Regions from separate parts of the Homo sapiens genome. Here region 2 is linked to region 1. A link is an interaction called in ENCODE POLR2A ChIA-PET data of the cell type or tissue named here. Cell type or tissue: PC-9. All regions are shown on one strand. Links, peaks and the distances in the headings refer to the core of each region. The heading gives the core; the rest is flanking DNA.

The links. Peaks named below come from ENCODE experiments on the same cell type or tissue, not always from the same donor. Only the 100,000 strongest peaks of a DNase experiment are listed, where the experiment ranks them.
Region 2: POLR2A ChIA-PET joins it to region 1 with 10 read pairs; 5 of 35 experiments call an interaction of 5 or more read pairs at or near these places.

The regions. Positions count from the first base shown.
Region 1 is chr15:77,502,864-77,513,916 of GRCh38, forward strand. It overlaps a transcript of HMG20A not described here. Among named protein-coding and RNA genes, the nearest start is that of HMG20A, 88 kb to the left of the region's middle. RefSeq lists enhancers at 4,666-5,642, 6,619-7,595, 7,596-8,570. In PC-9, for the core only: no CTCF peak of the experiment used is centred there; DNase peaks (open chromatin) are centred at 4,408 and 4,798; H3K27ac peaks cover 1,238 bases.
Region 2 is chr15:77,432,572-77,443,624 of GRCh38, forward strand. All of the region lies in intron 1 of HMG20A (high mobility group 20A), which reads left to right. Among named protein-coding and RNA genes, the nearest start is that of HMG20A, 17 kb to the left of the region's middle. In PC-9, for the core only: no CTCF peak of the experiment used is centred there; no DNase peak of the experiment used is centred there.

The DNA of each region.
Region 1 (11,053 bases), core at 2,944-5,443:
GGAAGCTGAGGTGGGAGGATCATTTGAGCCCAGGAGTTCAAGGTTGCAGTGAGCTAGGATCCCACTGGACTCCAGGCTAGGCAACAGAGTGAAGCCCTGTCGCAAAAACAAAAGCAAAACGAACAACAAAAAAATCAGTGTTGATGTACTCCTTTCTGAGTGGTTTCATCTTTCCTGACAATCCCCTATTTAACTCTGAAAAACAGCCATCTACTTATTTGCTTAGGTATTCTTTTTTAAGGAAGATGCAACTTCTATCCAGCCTCCCTCCAGTTCATCCCCATGAAGTGCTGAAGACAAAGCATAGATAGATAAGTTGCAAGAACAACTTTACACAACTGCTAGAGCTTATGGGGAGAGGGGGCAGTGAGATGGAACTGGGCTGGACTCCAGTCCCAGCTCAGTCACTGATAGCAAAATCTGGTATCAAAACCATCAGTTTTGCTATTTCACCTGTCCTTCCTCAGTTTCATCATCTGTAAAATTGTTGACTGAAAGTTGAATGTCTGCTCAATCAAAGGAGTCCCTCAAATCCTTTCCAGCTCCAAAACCTGAGGATCCTGTTTTTCCTGTAAGCCCTCAGGGTGGTGAAAATTCCCAAGCTTACCTCCTGAAAGAGGCAAGCTTGTCAACCCTAGCTGACCCCACTTGAGCCCTCTCCTCAGGAGATGCTCTCTGATGCTTATTCCTTATGTAAGCAGTGCAGCCACCCTAGGGGAGAGGCATTATATTCCCACTTGGCAGACCCAGAAAATGAGACCCAAAGAGGAGAAGTGATTTGCCCGAGCAGGAGAGCATGTCACACGATTCTAGGGGTGCTGCTCACACCCTGGTCAGTGGTGCTCCCTCGGATCGTAATACACCAGCGATTCTCCAACTTGGGTCTTTAAATCACCAGAGGATCTCGTTAAAACAGATTTTGATTCAGTCACTCTGGGGTAGGGCCCAAGAGTCTGTATTTCTAACAAGCTCGCCTGTGATATGTATGCTCCCGGTCTCTGGATCCCACTTTGAATAGCGAGGTAGTGCACAACCTGTACAGCTGCACATGGCAGCTGTACACACAGCTCAAAAGCAGCACAGCGGGGACTTAAATTTAGGTCTTTGGACTCAAAGTCCAGTGTCCTCTATGCTGAGCCAGAATTTTGCAAAAAGCACCTCTACTCTGGGCATATGAGTGCCTGGGGATCTGGAGGAGATTTGATAGGGAAAAAAATATCTTTAGTAAAAGAGAAACAAAGTCCTGCCTTTGCTGACCAAGAGTCCTCAGCCGAGGCCTTCTGGGGCAGGCATAGATAGATGTCTGCATAAGTGGGGAGCCCTGTGGGAACAAGAGGAAATCAAGGGACCCCACACCTAGCCTAGTGGCAACCTGGGGTCCAGAGGAAGGAGGAAAGGCAGCTGGGCTCTTTGTCTGCCGCTCCCAGAGTGGCTAATGAGCAGGGCGTTCTTCCTTGCAGGTGCTGAGAAGTGGGATGAGGCTTGTAAGGAGACAGAGTACCAAGCTGCAGTCTGGGAGGCCTTAATTCCTAGAGTTCTCCCTGCCACAGCTGAGCTGGCTCAGGGCCCATTTCTGTTTGCTTGGAACAGTCTGACATTTTGTAAGGAACCCTTTGCGCGGGGTGCGCCTTCTGGCCTCTCAAGGGTAATTGCCCAAGAGAAGCAGGTGCTCCCCGCTGGGGCTGGAGTTTCCGTTGGGGAAATCAACCTGACATAATGTACTGGGGAAAGCTTTGTACACTATAGAGAGCTATGCAAATACCAGCAGTCCTGGGGTGGAAGGAGGGCCTGCAGCAAGGGGCAGCACTGGAGGACCGCTGGAGGGGCAGCGCTGAAAGATGGGCTTCTGTTGGAGATGCCTGTGAGGCCTTGGGGGAAGTTGGCAGCAGAGAACTGGGCGTTACAAATGGGGGGATGCAAAGGGCAGTGAGCTTGCAGGTGGGAAACTGGGCTTCAGTGCTGGCCCCGCCACTCACCAACTTCAGATAAGTTTCTACAGTACTCTGAGGCTCCATCATCTCCTGTGTCTATGAGGCAATGAAGCAATAGGGGCCATGACATGTCTGCTGTATTATTGTGGGATTTTAGCGTCCTTGGGGGTGCCTGGCACAGTGTATGTTAGTTGACTCACTGAGGTTCGGGGTCATATGTGGCAGACCCCTGAGCACTGAACAGGGGATGTGAACACCTGTTTGGACACAGAATCCTGGACTGGCCTTGATCAAACGCCTTCCTCTCTTGAGGCCTTGGTTTCCCCCATGTGAATAGGAGGAAGAAGTGGAGTGACTGCCCACAAGTGCCCTTCCAGCCCTGGACCTGTGCTCCAGATGGCTGCACGTCCTGGCCAGCAATGCATGAGTTGGGACGTCCACTCTGAGGCTTTGCCTCATCGACAAGGCTGAAGCAGGCAGAGATTTCCAGGTTCGAGGTAAAGGGCCTCAGCCTCAGCTTGGGCAGCTTCCCAGAGCTGATGCAGCTCAGACACATCTTTCCTAGGACATCTTCTTCAGTCAGGGGACTCAGGATGGCCCAGTCACCAGATGCCCAGCTGGACAGAGCAAGACCCTGGCAAGGTCGTGTAGGGACAGCATGCTGAGCCCGATGGCCTTGATCATAGGGCTCTGCCTCACCCTCTCTGCTCCCACACCCTACGCCTCCCATGCAGGAGAACCAGCAGGACACACTGGCTTCTGCATCCTCACCAGCCAGCACCTGCTTCTCCGCATGTTCAAGAAATACAGTGCAACCTGGGGCCTGGAGGAAGGAGGAAAGGCAGCTGAGCCCTTGATCTGCTGCTCCTATCACAGTTCACCAGCTAGAGAAATGTGATGCATGCAAGGATATAAACCAGGCTGATGTGGGCTGCAGGGCTACAGGGCTGCAGGGCCGGAGGGCATGTCCATGCAGAACACCTGTGATTCACCGGTGTGCAAGCTCAGGGGCTCCCGGGAGTAGATGGCAGAGCCAGATCTGCAGCCCTGAGCTGTGTCTTCCTTCTGCCATACCACTCTCTTCTTGAACAGACCAGGTAGCTGCTATTTCAAAATGCAACCATTCCATCTTCTAGTCTAACTCTCCCAGGACAGCCCTTCTGGAATTGGGAGCCGGTGCCCAGAGTCTGCCAGCTGCTGGGATAAACTACCTGAGTTTCTTCAACCACTTTTCCCATGTAGGATTTCTACCCCCCCACCTAGGGTTGGTAGAGTTAGCAAAAAAAAAAAAAAAAAACCCTTTAATTAATTAATACAGGACACCCAGTTAAATTTGAATTTCAGATAAACAACAAATAATTTTTTAATATAAGTAAGTATGTCCCATGAAAAGTTCAACTTTAACTGGGCATCCTCTATTTTATCTAGTGATCTCATCCATATCCCACCCCGATCCCAGCCAAGCCGTCTCTGGGAAAAGCTAGAGAAGGTTTCAGAAGGTCACGGGGCCTCGCATTAGGATCAGGGTGTCTTTAATGGGCAGTCCTCCCCTGTGCACTCCCCTCCCTCTCCACCAGTTGCTGGTTCACGATGAAGCCGCCGATGCCCCTTGCCTGCTCCGGAGGCAGTGCGTTCTCCCCGCAGGGTGATTGTGTTTATTGTCTCTGCACCAAGACAGACCTGGAGTGTGCGGCTGCCCTCTTGACTCCCTGTTCTTGCTATTCATTACCACTGCTCAGCCACTTTGCCTTTGTTGCTGAGCACCTAGAACACAATTTATTTTTCTCTTCCTCCCAAAGTGGGGGTTCTGGGAAGGAAGCCAAGGATTTGAGCCAGGGCCGCCAAAAGACAGAGCTCCGCCTCTGAGACTCCTGCCTGCCACACTGCGCCCAGCCCACGTTCCGGTTTTCACGCCTGCGGAATGGGTGTGACCTGTTCCAGCCAAAGGCAGAGGCTCCCAGACCCTGGAGGGAGCCATCTGTGGAAACAGGAAATGTCCTTGCATTCCAGCCATGGCCCTTGTAGGCGTTTCAGTGCCCCTTATGCCAGTGGGGATGTGATGAAGAGAAGGAAGGTCGGCCAGCGCCTCCACACCACACTGCAGAGGCAAAGGCCTGGGCAGCCCTGGTGTGGTTCATGCTATGTGTCCACTTGACTAGGCCACCATGCCTGTTTCTGGATGAAATTAACACTTGAATCCGTAGACTGAGTAAAGCACAGGGCCCTCCTTCATGTGGGTGGGCTCCATCCAATCAGTTGAAGGTTCGAACAGAATAAACGCCTGAGTAAGAAAGAATTTCCTCTCTGCCTGACTGTCTTCAAGCTGGGATGTCAATCTCTTCCTGCTCCCAGACTCACACTGGAACTCACACCATCAGCTTTTCTGGGTGTGGACTCCTCAGCCCCCATAATCCTGTGAGCCAATTCCTTATAACAAATCTCTCCGTGCATCATGTTGGTTCTGTTTCCCTGGAGGGCTCTGAGTAATACAGGCTTCTTCCTTCCTCTTCCCTGCTCCCCACTGTAAAAGGCAGAGTGTAGGCAGGTGCATGTACACACACCCCCCACACCCCTCCCAGAAGCAGTCAAAGGACAGGTCTCTCCAGGTGCCTCCCTCCGCTGTGCCTGGTCCTGAGGTTGGAGAATATCTTAGCTGAGGTTCCCCTGAGGAAAACTGAGTCTAGATTTATGTGAAAATGATTTCTTAGGGAGAAATCTAAGTGGGAAAGACAGTAGAGGGACAAGGAAGTGGGACGCAAGCAAAGAGAAAGAAGCCAAGCCAGGGTGTGGCATCAAGCCAAGCCACGCGAAGGGCTGCGTGTCTCATACTCCAGGGAGCTGTGGGGACACTTTAGAGGTGCCCCAATCAGGGGCAAGCGGGCAGGGGCAGTTTTACTTCCTTGCCCTCCCCAAATGGAGCACAAAAATGTCCAGGTATTTCCTGTTCTTCACAGGTGCGGGCAGAGTGGTTCTGGCAGCTCAGGGCCATTCTCCAACAGAGACAGCTGACTGTTGGGAGTGAAGGCACAGGGGTGGGTAAAGATAGGGGGTTGGAGGAGACATGAGGATGGAAAGCATGTTGTGGGGGGGCGGTGCTGAGCGTAGGTCTGGAGAGCAAGAGAGGGGCAGGTTGGGGAGGTCTTGTCTTTGGGGGGGCCCACCCCAAGCACACCTCTGTGAGTCTGAGCTTCCCTTGAAAAAAAGCCTCCCTAAAGAAGCAAGTAGCCCGCTGCACCCAAGCCCTACGCACACAGTCTCCAGGCCAAGGCTATTTTTGTTTTCCTCTAATAACAATGAGCACATTGTGCACACTTCCTGACTAATCTGCTCAGTGAGGTTGGGAGGAGGGACGGGGAGGTCCTAGGACAGAGGGCCCATCTTAGGCTGAGAACTAAGCCTGAACCGTCCAGCTAAGTCAGGTGTGGGAAAGACCCCAACTCCCAGGTCCAGCCACTGCCCCTTCCCGCCTACTCAGCACCTGCTTGTCTCATATGGCTGCTCGGGTTCTGCTGTCAGAGCAGAAGCTAAGGACCCGCCAACTCCCTTCGTTGCTTCTTGCAGGTAATAGTTGCTTCCTGAGCACCCACTGTACACCAGATCCCGTGCTAGGCCCTTTGCATGTCAGATTTCATTTTCCCTCATGCTCAGCTCTATGAATAGTGAGTGTGAGCCCATTCATTCAGACAAGGAAGCTGAAGCTTGGAAAGACTAAGTGACTGATCCAAGTGTACGCGGCTGGTCAGTGGTGGGGGCCTGTTCAAATCCAGGCCTGCTGAACCCCACCCCTGGGGTGAGGGTCTTTCTGCACCTCTGAGACCTTGTGCCCAGGAATCCACACTGAAGTCCCTAAGAGGTAGTGGCACCAAGCCAGGGCTGGACGGGTCACTTGGCAGGCCACGTATATGCTTTGGCACCAGCAAAGCAGGGCACGCCCCAAATGAGAAGTTTTGGAGAAATTATCCATTTTTAAAAATCATTGCAGACTCAATGGGAAACCCCAGAATGCTGTAAGACTTCCTGACTCTTATTCTGTGGTTTAGGACTAGCTTTATTTTGATTTGCACATGGTAAGTGGGGGATACTTGATCCTTTTTCAGGCTTAGGGCCCTGAAATAAAGGTTTTCATCTGGCCCTGCCCAACCCTGCAGGGAGGAGCTGCTTCCCATGGCCTCTTTGGCCCCTTTGTTAACTCAGCAAAGATGGATCGTGAACCTTTTATCTGCCAGGACCTGTGTAAGAGGTAGGGACACAGCAGTTTCAGCTTCCCTGCCTGCTCTTGGAGATGACCACATCTATGGACATGCTTCATAAACTGTCAAATGCTGTAATGTGGTGAACTTCTGCTTGATGCTACTGTCATGAAGCTGAAAGCCTTGCCAGGACAGCTGGGAGTCAAGGGATGGCAGTCCAGCTGAGCAGTCACCTTCATTTCCTTCCTTCCTTCCTTCCTTTCTCTTTCATCTTTCTTTCTTTCTCTTTTTTGAGACAGGGTCTCGCTCCGTCACTCAGGCTGGAGGGCAGTGGTCATGGCTCACTGCAGCCTCGATCTCTCTGGGCTCAAGCAATCCTCCCATCTCGGCTTCTCAAGTAGCTAAGACTATAGGTGCATACCACCATGCCCAGCTAATTTTTTTATATTTTGTAGGGATGGGATTACACCATGTTGCTCAGGCTGATCTTGAAATCCTGATCTCAGGTGATCTGCCTGGCCTCGGCCTCTCAAAGTGCTGGGAATACAGGCATGAGCCTCTGTGCCCAGCCGTGTGTGTGTGTGTGTGTGTGTGTGTGTGTGTGTGTGTGTGTGTGTGTGTGTCTTAAAGAACTATCCAGGCTGGGCACAGTGGCTGATGCCTGTAATCCTAGCACTTTGGGAGGCCGAAGTGGGCAGATCACCTGAGGTCAGGAGTTTGAGACCAGCCTGGCCAACATGGAGAAACCCCGTCTCTACTAAAAATACAGAAAATTAGCCAGGCATGGTGGTGCATGCCTGTAATCCCAGCTACCTGGGAGGCTGAGTCAGGAGAATCGCTGGAACCTGGGAGGCAGAGGCTGCAGTGAGCAGAGATTGCACCACTGCGCTCCAGCCTGGCGACAGAGCAAGACTCCGCCTCAAAAAAAAAAAAAAACTACCCAAATTATATATGTTTCAGGCCCCTAAAACCTGAATGCATCCAAGATCATGTTGGAAAGGCTGGCCTGTCTTTCTGGAAGGTTTCTACCAGGGTTTCCCATCATCCTTACCTTTCCTGTTTCCATCACTCACAGAGTGGCTGTTCTGTCATTCCTAGCCCCCCACAGGGGCATCTGCGGGTGTATGGGGCTGCTGCTCCTGCCCTTGGTGGGGCTTGTGACCCTAGATAGTCTTTGAGCTCCCTGAGGGTGGATTCTTCCAAACACTCACTGGAAGGCTCTGCACACAGCATGCCTCAGTGAGCTCTCTTGCCCACACCCCCAACCCTCGGGAGGTAGGCTGGGTACAGGGGCTACCTGGCTGCGCATGGATGATGACTGAAACCTGGCAGTGGGCCTGAACCAGGGCTTCTTTAGGACAGAGACACTCCTCCCCCTTCCAGTGTCCCTGTGGTGGTGGAAGCCACAGTAGCAAGCAAAACCTTTCATATTCCAGGGGCCAGGATGAAAAGGAAACCTCTAAGGCATTTGTATTTGTAAAGCGCAGCTTAAATGCACTGGGGGAGAGGAAGCTGTACTCAGCTAAGAGCTTCTGCATGAGTTGAGTCTCCTCCAGTTTCCAGCCTGACCTCCTGGGGTAGGCCTTGCCAGGTCCCCCTGAGGCCCAAGGCCCCAGCCTCCTGCCTGACCATGCTGGGTTCAGGGTTCTGGTCAGGGTTCAAGTGCTGGGTGGACCCAGGGCAACACTGTGGCCTCCAGCAGCTGCCAGCAGCTCCGGCAGTAGTCCGTCCTTGGGAGTGTGGAGGCTGAGCAGACTGGCTCATTATGGTCTGGTGGGCATCCCTGAGCCAGGGGCTGGCCCAGGAACTTCCCAGAAACACTGGAGCAGATGGGGCTGTTAAAAGGCACGTCCCTGAGCTTTCAGCCCAATTACCTGGGGCGGAAATGCGCTGAGGCCATCTGCAAACTTCTTCAAGATCCAGCCCTGTACTTGCTTGCTTCCTTCCTTCCTGAATAATTGAATAATTCCCTTAAAATTCTGTAGGACCTCCTTCCCTTCCCCCAACACTTCGTGAAAGCAGCAGAAGGGGTTAGTGGGAGCAGGGAGGTGGCCAAGTGAGGGCAGTAGCCCGTGGATTCAGGAGACTGGCTACATGCAAGGGCATTGAGCAATACATAAATATAGCGCGAAGAGTGGGAGCCAGGTTTCTTGTTGTTGGAGAAGGAAGTTGAAAATATGGAAAGGGGAGAAGTTTGAGTGAATCCTATGAGGATGGACTGGAAATAGAGGTATTGATGTGAACTTATGATTTTTAATGTATGGATCTAGAAATAAATATAAATATATGTGTATACACACACACAAATACACACACACATTCCTTGGCTCTGGACACTGAGAAGGTCTGGGAGCAACAAGCCCCCAAAATAAATGAGCAAATCTACAGCCCAGATCTGCCCCCAAATCATTCGCCACTGAAAGGAATCAGGGCTCCTTGGAGAAATGACTGATTCCAGGGCTGGGGCAGGGGAAATAGAGCACTTGAAACATCTTGTTGTTTCAGACAGAAAGTGCTCAAAGAATGATGGGGACATGTCGAAAGCACATAAGATAATATCCAGAATATATAAAGAACTCCTGTGTCCAACAACAGAAGAAACAACCCAATTAAAAAGGACTTCAATAGACGTTTCTCCAAAGAAGATATACAAATGGCTGATAAGAACATGAAAAACGATCACCATTGCTAATCACTAGAGAAATGTAAAGCAAACCCATAATGAGATGCCGCCTCACACCCATTAGGATGGCTACTATCAAAGAAAGAAAATAAGCATGGGTGATGATGTGAGAAATTGGAACCCTTGGGCACTGGGTTGGTAGGAATATAAAATAGTGCAGTTGCTGTGGAAAACCGTATGGCAGATCCTCAAAAAATTAAAAGTAGAATTACCATATGATCCAGCAAGTCCACTTCTGGGTATACATCCAAAAGCATTGAAAGCAGGGACTTGAAGAAATATCTGTACACTCATGTTTATAGCAGCATTATTCACAAGAGCCAAAATGTGGAAGCAGCCCAAGTGTCCCATCAACAGATGAATGGATAAACAAACTGTGGTATAACCATACTGTGGAATATTACTCAGTCTTAAACAGGAAGGAAATTCTGACACATGCTACAGCTTGGATAAAACTTGAAGACATTATGTTATGTGAAATAAGCCAGTCACAAAAGGACAAATACTATATGATTCTACTTATTTGAAGTACATAGAGCAGTCAAATTCACGGGCACAGAAAGTAGAATGGTGGTTGCCAGGGGGTGGGGGGAGGAGGCATTGTTTAATGGGTACAGAATTTCAAGTTTGTCAGATGAAGAGCCCTGGAGATGAATGGTGGTGATGGTTGCACAACAATGAGAATGTCCTTAATGCCATTGAATGGTACACTAAAGCTGTTAAGATGGTACATTTTATGTGTATTTTACCACAATTTAAAAAATAAAAATGTAAAATTAAAGAAAAAAAAGGACACAACAGCCAACTTGAAGAGGCTCCCAATGGCCACATCAGGGACAATTTGAGCATCAAAATGATGATCTGTGAGTTAATATTAACACAAGTAAGTATATGAATAAAAAATAGGGAGAAGAGAAACTCTTACTTAAAGTAGAATGCAAACTAATAAATGTAGAAGGGATAATGGAATTAGGAAATCACATTTTGCAAGCACTGTAGAAATATTTGATTTAGTCAAGAATCATTAATGGATACTAAACCTACTGGGTAAATTTTTGATGAGAAACAGGATATTTACCTAATTTCAAACTTACTCTATATAAAATATTAATTAATTAATTATAAGTTAATTAATAAGTATAATATACTCATTAATTTAACACTGGTGAAGCCTGGTAGATACCATCTTAGCCAAGGAATAAAAGTTAGTATCTCCAGTAATGGGGCAAACTGACCACGAATAACCTGACAGGATGCAATGCAAAGAACACAGCATTACTTTTGTACATTCCTGCCCAAAACACGTTAACATCAGAGCAACTTAAATTGTGAGCCATTCTACAAAATGACCAGCCTGTAACTGTTCTAGGTGTCAAGGTCATCAAAGTAAAGATGAAGGAACTGTCTAGGACTGAAGGAGAGTAAAGACATTTGACAATTAAATCAACATGTAATCATGGATAGGACCCTTTCGATATAAAGGACATTATTGGGATAATAATGAAATTGGGATGGAGTCTAAAGATTAGACGGGAGTAAGAGAGCATCCTACCTTCACTGGCTGCAATGAGGTTTGGGAGAGTGTATCTGCTTAAACTTCTTCTCAAATGGTTCAGAAAAAAATAATTCCTGTCTCTTTCTCTTTCTCTCTGTCCTTCTATCAATGCCTCTACCCTATGACCCACTCCTGGGGACAGAGCCAATAGAAAGAAGTGCTTATGTTTGCCAAAAGTCATGTAGAAGAGTATTTATAGCAGCTGTGTCATAGCCCTCAATTAGAAACTACCTGCATCAGTCCGCCTGGGCCACCTTAACAGAATGCCACAGGCTGGGTGGCCTAAACAACAGACATTTATTTCTCATAGTTCTGGCGGCTGGAAGTCCAAGATCAAGGTGCCGACCGGGTTGGCTTCTGGTGAGTCCTCTCTCTCTGGCTTGCAGATAGCTGCTTTCTCACTGTGTCCTCAAATGGCCCACTTGGTGTCTCTTTCTCTTCTTATAAGGACACCAGTTCTATTAGACCAGGGCCCCACCCTTATGACCTCATTTAACCTTCACTACCTCCTTTTTTTTTTTTTTGATGGAGTCTCGCTCTGTCGCCAGGCTGGAGTGCAGTGGTGCAATCTTGACTCACGGCAACCTCCACCTCCCGGGTTCAAGCGATTCTCCTGCCTCAGTCTCCCAAGTAGCTGGGACTACAGGCATGCGCCACCATGCCCAGCTAATTTTTGTATTTTCAGTAGAGACGG
Region 2 (11,053 bases), core at 1,443-3,942, 72 kb before region 1:
ATTAGCTGGGCGTAGTGGCAGGTGCCTGTAATCCCAGCTACTCAGGAGGCTGAGGCAGGAGAATCACTTGAACCCTGGAGGCGGAGGTTGCAGTAAGCCGAGATCGCGCCATTGCACTCCAACCTGGGCAACAAGAGCGAAACTCCGACTCAAAAAAAAAAAAAAAAAAAGACAACAAATTGGCATTAGGAAATAACAAGACCAAAAGTTGGTTCCTTAAAAAGATTAGTAAAATGCATAGACCTCTAGCAATATTGATAAAGAAAAAAAAAAGAGCATAAATTACCAGTATCAGGAATGAAAAGGGAAAATTTCTTTACAGATTCTACAGATGTCAAAAAGGTAGGAAGATACTATGAACAACCTTACATAGACAGATTTGAAATTTTAGATGAAATGGACAAATTGTTAAATGCTTTATTAAAATTGGCATATAAAAAATTGACATGAAGAAATAGAATATCTGAATACTGTTTTTATCTGTTAAGTAAATTGAATTCAGTATTTAAAATTTTGGCTGGGCATGGTGGCTAATGCCTGTAACATCAGCACTTCAGGAGGCCAAAGCTAGAGAATCATTTAAGTCCAGGAGTTCAAGACCCTGTCTCTACAAGAACATTTTAAAAATTAACCGGGCATGATAGCGTGCACCTATAGTCCTAGCTACTCGGGAGGTAGGAGGATCGGTTTAGGCTAGGAGTTCGAGGTTACAGTGGGCTGTGATTGTGCCACTGCACTCCAGCCTGGATGTTAGAGACCCTGTCTCTAAAAAAAAAAAAAAAAAAAAAAATTTCTTCAAAGAAAACCAGGTCTACCTGACTTCACTGGTGAATTCTTACAAATATTTAAAGAAGAAATAACCCCAGTGTTACTCAAACTCTTCAATAGAATACAAGTCGTTTTATGAGATCATCTAAGCCTTAATGCCAAGAGCTGGCAGTGATATTTTGAGAGAAGATATTTACAGAGCAATCTCTTTCGTGAACCTAAATGTGTTACTTGGGAATATAGGAACTCTAAAAGAATCTATAGACAAACTATTAGAATTAATAAGCAAACTTACACGAGCAACCAACAGTTAGAAAGTGAAATTTTTAAAATGCCATTTACAATAGAATCAAACAAATCAAATTTAAGTCTTGTAAGATCTTTACACAGAAAACTATAAAACATAGAGAGAAACAAGATATAATAGGTAGTCATAGATTGGAAGACTTGGTATTGTAAAGATATCATTTCTCTCCAAATTGCTCTATAGATTAAATGGAATCCTAATAAAATCTCAGGTGATTTGTGTACATGATGGAAGGAGGGACTTACAAGTTGATTCTAAAATTCACATAGACATGAAAAGGACTAAGTAGTCAAGACAAACTTGAAGAACAAAGTTGTAAGACTTTATCAGATAACAGGATTTATTATAAAGCTACAGTAATTACAATGTGGTAATGGCGCAAGGATAGACAGATCTGTGGAACATAATTGAGAGCCCAGAAACAATCCCATATGTATGTAATCAATTTATGACAACAGTAGCATCCACCACAGTAGGGGAGGGATGGATTTTTCATTGAATGGTGCCTGGTTTTGTGTGGAAGGGGCAGGGAATGAATCTTGAACCCTTACCTCACAACATATACAAAAATCAGGTCTAGTTGGATTATAGAGCTAAATGTGAAAGAAAAATTTAGGGAGAAACTGGAAAACACCTTTATGATCTTGGAGTAGGTAATGATCCGAAAAGGAAGGAGTTTATGAAATTAAAAACTTCATAAACTCATGAAATTGGAGTTTATGAAATTAAAAACTTCATAAACTCATGAAATTGGAGTTTATGAAATTAAAAACTTATCTTCAAAAGACATTATGAGAGTGAAAACACTAGTCACAGAGTGAGAATACATATTTGTAATACATGTATTCAACAAGGGACTTGTAGAGCTCTTACAGATAAATAGGAAAAAACAAATAATCAAATTTTGAAAAGGACAAAATACTTCAATAGGCACTCCACAAAAGAAACTATCCAAAGGCCAATATGCACCCAGCTATTTTATTTACATTAAATAAGTGCAAATTAAAGCCACAGTGAGATACTTGGGACCTCTCAGTATCTTGAGGCCTCTCACTACATCCCCACTGAAATGGCTAAAATTAAAAAGATTGAGAATATCAAGTATTGATGATGTGAAGACACTGAAACTCATATGTTTCTGGTAGGTGTGTGTATTTTTACAGCCATTTTGGAAAACAATTTGGCCGTATATTCCAAAGGTGATCATACACCCTCTGACCCAGCTGTTCCTAGGTATACACCCAACAGAAATTTATATGTTCACCAAAAGACACAAATGGACAAGAATGTTCATAGTAGCATCATTCTTAATAGCCCAAATGTCCATCGAAATAGAATGGGTAAACAAATGTTTCTTGTATCTACATGGATGATCACCAAGCATAATATCGAGCAAAAGAAGCCAGATAAGTGCATGTAAGTACAAATAATTACATAGTATATGAATAAAGTTCAGAAACAAGCAGAACAAATCTTAGAAGTCATAGTAATTACTTTTACAGGGATAGTGAATGGGAAGGGGCATAAGGTAGGGGATTTCTGCTTGTTGTAATATTCTGTTTATTCTGATAAGGCTACAGGTGATACAGTCTATGAAAAGTTGTCAAGCTGTACACTTAAAATTTGCATAATTTTTGTTTTATAGTCTATTTATTTTGGAGACAGTCTTCTCTGTCACCCAGGCTGGAGTGCTGTGGCGCGATCTTGGCTCACTGCAGCCTCCGCCTACTGGGCTCAAGCAGTTCTTCTGCCTCAGCCTCCCAAGTTGCTGGGACTACAGATGCGTGCCACCATGCCTGGCTAAATTCTTTTATTGTATTTTTTTTAAGTAGAGATGGGGTTTCACCATGTTGGCCAGGCTGCTCTCAAACACCTGACCTCAAGTGATCCGCCCGCCTCGGCCTCCCAAAATGCTAGGATTACAGGTGTGAGCCACTGCACCCAGCCATTTGTTTTGTACTTTAAGTTTACTTAAACCCTCCACTCCCTCAATGACTTGAAGGACTGTATTATTTTTCTCTACATTCCCTATACACAAACCATGTAGGTGGTATGCTTCTACCCCACCATTCCATCAAAAGGGCTCTACTAGGTTACTAATAACTTCCATGTTGTCAAAAAACTTGGGCATCTTTTACATTCTCATTTAACCTCAGTAACATGTAGGTGCATCTTTTTTTTTTTTCTTGAGATAGTCTGACACCACGCATTCCTGGCTCTCTGCCTACCTCTGTTCATGTCCTTTTTGCAGTTCCTCCTCTACTCATCTTCTAACTGTTGAGTTCCTCAGAACACAATTCTAACTCCTTTTAACCTATTATCTCTCCTGAGGTTATATCATACATTCATGCTTTAAAATACTATCTACTATACTTGCTGGAAACTCCTAAACTCCTGTCTCCATCTCAGACTTTTGTTCTGTATACAGAGTACAACTTGATATTTTATCTCAAAGGCATCTTAAAATGAACATGTCTAATCTTAATACTTTTTCTACTTCTACATCTCGAGTATTCCTTATCTCCATAAATGACAACTCAGTCTACTAATTTCTTCGTTAAAAATCTTGGGCTCATTCTTGAGACCTCTTACTAATCCCCTTACCCGTTCAACACACACACTTACACACCCCCCTATCCAGACCACTGCAAGATTCTATTGATTCTACCTCCTAAATATATCTCAGATCCACCCTCTTTGCTACATCTCCACTGTTGTTATCCTTTTCTAAGCCACTGTCATGCTATGGTGGACTGGTGGACTATTGCAGTAACTACTTCCCTACTGATCTTTATAGATCCATTTTCTTTTTTTTTTTTCCCTCCCCCAAGATGGAGAGTCTCACTCTGTTGCCCAGGCTGGAGTGCAGTGGCATGTTCTCGGCTCATTGAATCCTCTGCCTCCCAGGTTCAAGCAATTCTCCTGCCTCAGCCTCCCAAGTAGCTGGGGCCATGGGTGTGCACCACCATGCCCAGCTAATTTTTGTATTTTTAGTAGAGACTGGATCTCACCATGTTGGCCAGGCTTGTCTCAAACTCCCAATCTCAAGTAATCCACCTGCCTCAGCCTCCCAAAGTGCTGGGATTCAGGTGTGAGCCACCACACCTGGCCTCTAGATCCATTCTTACACATCTATTCTTTACACAGAAGTCAGAATGAACTTTTAGAAAGCATAAATGTCACATCATGCCCCTCCTTAAAATTTCTCCTTAAAATTCCTCAGAGGTTTACTCTTATACTTTGGGGAAAACCCGGATTTCTGACATGGCCCCAGATCTGTTCTGGATTTGGTTCCTGTCTACCTGTCTTTGTTGCTTTCCTCTCTGGCTCATTTTTCTCCAGCCACAAGCCGCCTTTCACTTCCTCCAAAGCATCAAGTTCTCTCTCACCTCTGGGTCCTAATAAGCTAATTCCTCAGTATGCAATGTGCCTACTTAACATTTAGCTCTCAGGTTATGTGTTCCTTCTTCAAAGAGGTCCCCTGTCTAAATGAAGTCTCCCCTGTTATTCTATAGCTTTCTGTTCTTTTCCTTCAGAGCATTTTAAACAAATTTAAAGTTTATTTATTGGTATATTTGCTGAACGTCTTTCATCTCCAACTGTAGTTTTTCATGAGGGCAGAGACAATTTGTTCACCATTGTATTGCTGGTATCTTAACCATGTACCTGGTACATATTACTGAAAATATGTAATGAATAAGAAAATAGATCATGCCATCCTAGGTAAACTATAGGTCGGGAAGTACTTCATAGGTGTGTGCTGTGCCCTGAGAGCATGAAGGAGTTGCTTGTTTCCTCTGGTTTTTGATGTTTTTGAAGTTTTTGATGATTAGTCTTCTCAGTGCTAAGCTAAATTGGCAGTGTGTGCAGATTTTATTTAAGCCCCCACAGAGGAATACACCTACCCACATTTTTTAGATTGAAACTTTTTTTTTGTTTTTTGAGACGGAGTTTCACTCTTGTTGCCCAGGCTGGAGTGCGGTGGCGTGATCTCAGCTCACAGCAACCTCTGCCTCCTGGGTTCAAGCGATTCTCCTGCCTCAGCCTCCTGAGTAGCTGGGATTACAGGCATGCGCCACCACACCTGACTAATGTTTGTATTTTTCTAGTAGAGATGGGGTTTCACCATGTTGGCCAGGCTGGTCTTGAACTCCTGACCTCAGATGATCTCCCTGCCTCGGCCTCCCAAAGTGTTGGGATTACATGTGTGAGCCACTGTGCGCAGCCCTAAGTTGAAACTCTTTAAAAGTAAAGATAGAGAGTTCTCAATAGCAGTCTTGACTAAATAACTTTGTCTTCTTTTCTAGAACTGCAATTTTGTTCGTTTTTTTGAGACAAGATCTGGCTCTGTGGCCCAAGCTGGAGTGCAGTGGCATGATAACTCACTGCAGCCTTGAACTCCTAGGCAAAAGTGATCCTCCCGCCTCAGCCTCCCAAGTAGCTTGGACTGCAAGCTCATACCACCACACCAAGCTAGGTTTTTAGTTTTAATTTTTTTTTTTTTTTTTTTTTTTTAGAGACAGGATCTGGCTATGTTGCCCAGGCTGGTCTCAAACTCCTGGGCTCAAGCGATCCTCCCACCTTGGCCTCCCAAAGAGCTGGGATTACAGGTGTGAGCGACTGGACCCAGCCAAACTGCAATTTTAAAAAAATACATAAGGGCCCTACAAAGAAAAGTTAGTCTAATCGCATTTGGTTACTCCTGAGATTTACAATATTGTTTGTAAATATTATTAACTATTTTAGTCACATAAATATGCCATAATGCAACCACAGTAAGTATATGACATGTCTTTTAATCAGAATAATCAGAATAAAGCAAAAAATGACCATATTTCACAATATTAATGTATTCACGTGTTTTATAGGTTATACACATCTATTATGATTTGATATTACAAGATACTCTGCATTTTCTTATATAGCTTGGGTTTGCTTTCTCCATCTTAGATGTAGTTTTTAATTATTGTTTTTGAAGCTGGTTTTAATACAATAAGATGCTTAATTGTACGTTTGGTAGAAAATTATAAGCACAACAATTTGAAACAGCTTTCAGGCTACTAGCATTTCCCAAAACCCTTGAAAAAATGCCTGTTTACTACCAATTTTAAACCAGATAAATTTCATTTCAAGAGAAAATGTTTTCAAGTTTCTTTTTTTTTTGAGACGGAGTCTCCTCTGTCACCCAGGCTGGAGTGCAGTGGCGTGATCTCGGCTCACTGCAAGCTCCGCCTCCCTGGTTCACACCATTCTCCTGCCTCAGCCTCCCGAGTAGCTGGGACTGCAGGCACCTGTCACCACGCCCGGCTAATTTTTTTGTATTTTTTTAGTAGAGACGGGGTATCACCGTGTTAGCCAGGATAGTCTCGATCTCCTTACCTCGTGATCCACCTGCCTCAGCCTCCCAAAGTGCTGGGATTACAGGCGTGAGTCACCACGCCCGTCCGTAGGTTTGGAGTTCATTATAAAGAATAACTTTACAATTGTCAGAGCTATTGAGAAGTGGAAGTAGACATTCCCAAGAGAGGCTTTCAGGTTGGGGGCTGAGCCTTGGTTGTATGATTGGACTCAGTGATCTTTGTGGGACCTTCTAATCTTGGAATTCTCATCTTAACCAATGCTGCTTTTTTTCTTTTACTTTTTAAAACTGTGGTACATACAGTAAAGTACAAAAATCAATGAATTTTTACATAGATATATATGTGCCTGTGAATATTTTCGTCACTCTAGGAGGCTCTTCAGTCATTACCTTCTCTCTCCCCACGAGAGATAACCACTATTCTGATTTCTGTCACTATACGGTTGTTTTACTTGTTATTGAGCTTCATATAAATATATTCATAGAATATTTATTCTCGTGGGTCTGGCTTCTTGGCTCATCATTATATCTATGAAATTCATCCATGTTGCATGTAGCAGTAGTTCAATCTGTATAGTATTCCACTGATTTCATTGTAGGACTATATCATAACATATCCATGCTACTGTTGATGGACACATGGGTTGGTTCCACTTTGAGGCTATTATTTAAAAAGCTGCTATGAACATTCGCATACATGTCTTCTGTTGGTTATATACACTCATTTCTCTATGATATATTACTAGGAATGGAGTTGCTGGTTCATAGGATAGGTGTATTTTAACAGATATTGCTAAATAGTTTTCCAAAATGATTGTCCCCATTTAGATTCCCAGTAGCACCGTCAGAGAATTTCAGTTCCTCTCCATCCTTGCTACCACTGTGTATTGTCATTTTTTTTTATTTTAGCCATTCTGGTGGGTATATAATACTGTCTCTTTTTCTATAGCTATTGATCATTTGGATAGTCTCTTTATGAAGTGCTTGCTTTGTATTTAGCCCCCTTTTTTAAAAAAATGGGTCATTTATTTTTAATCTTAGTGATATTTAGGAGTTCTTCGTATATTCTAAATATGAGTCTTTAGGGAATATATGTATTACAAATATAATTTCCCAGTCTGTGGCTTGCCTTTTTACTCCTTTAACATGATCTTCTGATGAACAGACATTCTTAACTATAGTGAACTCCAATTTGTCACTTTTCTCTAATGTGGTTAGTGCTTTGTCCTCTTTAAGAAATCTTTGCCTAGCCTAAGATCATGAAGACATTTAGACCAACAATTCTTAAATTGTGGTATTAAACTAGATAATAGTGAACTTTTGTTGGTTTACACACACAAAAAGAAGTAAATGGATAGAAATGTACTGTTTTCTCCCATAATTTATTTTGAAACCTTGGGTATTAACTATAAATAAGTAGATAATGATGTTACTTAAATCTGAAATTTATTAACTGAGAAGGTGTCAGTTAGGATAGGCTAGGTTATTGCTATTTATATTGCTGTGGTAATAAACAACCACAAAATCTCAGTGGCTTTCTTTTCTCACTTATGCTATTTGTCCAAAGTGAGTCAACATGGGGCTATGCTATTTGTGGTCACTTAGACAACCAGGCGGATGTAAACTACATTATAATATATACTTCCACAGTCACTGTATTCAGGGGAAGGAAACATGGCAAATTGCTTATAGACTCAGATTTTCTGCCCAGAAGAATCATATGTCACTCACTTTCATTGCCCATGAGTTACATGGTCCTTGTGTCTTCTCTGAGGCAGTGAGGAAGTTTCCTCTTATGTTTCTGAAAGGAGATCTAAATATTTTTGAATAGCCATAGTGACTATCACAGTAAACATTTGTAAGTTACTTAACCCCTCTGTGGATCAGTTTGTTCACTATAAAATAGGTGCTAATGATAATATCTACTTGATACGGCAGATGTGTGGATTAAGTGGTATCATACACGTATAGCTCTTAAAATAGTGCCTGGTACTTAGTAAGCAATAAATTCTTGCTGCAATTATTGCTATCATTATTGTTATTAGGCTCTTACTATATGATGACACCATACTACCTGCTTTATTTACACAGATTACTTCTTGAGATAACTTCTATATAGTATGTACTATTACTCTTCTCATTTATAGGATAAGAAAACCTTGGTTTGGAGCTTTTGACTAGCTTGCCCAAGTTCCACAGCTAATACGTAAAAGATGAGATTGGAATCTAGGCAGTCTGACTCCAGAGCCCTCAGTATAAACTGAGACTCCCTCCCAGATAGCAAATAAATATGAACAGAATTCAGAAGTGCATACCATGCTTAGAGAACTCTGTGTTTGTTTGTGTACATATATGTTTATGGTTGTGATTTTATATTGAATTTTTAATATATTCCTATTTTCTGCTAGTTTGTTAGTGTTTCTAGTTCATATAATTAAATATACTGTTTCTCAGTATTCTATGTAGTCTGACAGCTAAACAAATTTGAAGTTGATTTTGTTCTTCATGAACAGGTGAAAAAACTTGAGCCAGAGTCATTTAGTGATCCCAGAAACCAGTTAGTTGGTAGTATATCCTGAACTCAAAGTCAGATTTCCTGACTTCGATTCAGAGCTCTTCCTACTGCCTCAGGTTGTCTCCTTGTAGTTTATGCAGCATATCATCCTTTATCAAATATTTGAGATGCTTTTTGTCTCCAAATTTTGAGTGAATTTGTTGTAGAAATCACAGTTAAGCTTTTTTTCCCTCATAGCTCACATTACTACATCTTGATTGTAATTTATCAACTTTGTCTTTTAAATATTCTAATGTTACTAAACACCCAGGGCCAAATTAAATATTTGGACAGAGTTTCTAGTAAGAATAAATGCCTCCAGAGAAGCTTCTGTGGAAAAATATTGTAATGATGAGCTTGAGAGTACCAATAACTTTTCTTTTTCGTGTAAGGCAATTTAGAGTCCAATTTCTGAAGGCACAGAGATGCCAGTGGAATTAGAGATGAATCAAACACATTACATTTTAGGTTTATCTTAAGGTATATTGGCAAGAAGTAAAACAACAACTTACCAAAAGCTTGTTACTTTTCCTGCCAGTGACATAAGAATGTACATATAACAACCTCAGATATATTGTAATTTTCAGAGTTAAACCTCTTAAGGAAATGCTGAGCTCATTTTCCTGGTCTGTTTTCCCATAATTAAATGGTATTCTTGTTTGATAATTTCAGTGTATTTTCATGTAACTTATCTGGAAAGTTAATAGGACATAAATTGAGTTAGAACTTCTCAATATATTGCTATATAGTGGAGATATTCAATAAGGAAGTCACAACACTTTTTTCCCCTCAGTATCAAAATATGTCAGTTATCTGTCAAGAAAATGAACTGAATCTGTGCTGTGTGTTATTGCACTCATGGGGAAATACTGTTTTGAGGCTACATGATCCTTGTCCTGGCCTCGTGCAATTTAAAACATTAATTCTTGTGTTAAAATAAATACTGCTTTATAAAACTGACTGCAGAATTTAAGGGAATTTTTAATATAAAGCATGAGGTTTATAAATTGTGCCCTTACTCTCCCTGCTAGACATGCGTACTCTTCTCTGCCCTATAGTCCTAATTCTGATGAGAGAGAGAAAGAATATATCATTAGCAACTATCTTTAAGGCATCTTTCAGCAATAAGCTAGAAACTCCTTGTTTGTTTGTTTTTGAGATGGAGTCTTGCTCTGTCACTCAGGCTGGACTTAGAAATCCTTCTAATGGTGTTTTTCTGGAAAGGGGAGTATGGAGAGTCTGGCAAAAAGGGAATTTTAGCTCTACGTGTAGCCATATTTTTTTTACAAAAAAGAAACTAAGTATTGCATGTGAAATTAAAATTTAATTTTAAAACATCTGTGATCCTTGATGGCACTTTTCCTCTTTCTTTAAAGTAACAAAACCATACTGCTGAAGGTTGAGTTTAAAACAAAGATTGGAAAGTAATTATTCATAATTTCACCACCCTGACATAACTACTTTGAACTTTTTTTTTTTTTTTTTTTTTTTGAGACAGAATCTCGCTCTGTAACCCAGGCTGGAGTGCAGTGGTGTGATCCCTCATCACTGCAACCTCCACCTCCCAGGTTTAAGCGATTCTCCTTCCTCAGCCTCCAGAGTAGCTGGGATTATAGGCTCCTGCCACCATACCGGGCTAATTTTTGTATTTTTAGTAGAGACAGGGTTTCACCATGTTGTCCAGGCTGGTTTTGAACTCCTGACTTTAAGTGATCTGCCCACCTCGGCCTCCCAACACTTTGAACATTTTGATGTGTTTCCTTCCAATCTTTGTTCTTATATATCTATTTTTTATGATGATGATGATGATGATGATGATGATTATTATTATTATTATTATTATTATTATTAAGTTAGGGTCTCACTCTGTCACCCAGACTGGAGTGCAGTGGCACGATCTCACCTCACTGCAACATCCACCTCCTGGGTTCAAGCTATTCTCCTGCCTCAGCCTCTGGAGTAGCTGGGATTACAGGCGCCCACCACCATGCCTGGCTAATTTTTGTATTTTCAGTAGAGACAGGGTTTCACCATGTTGGCCAGGCTCGTCTTGAACTCCTGACCT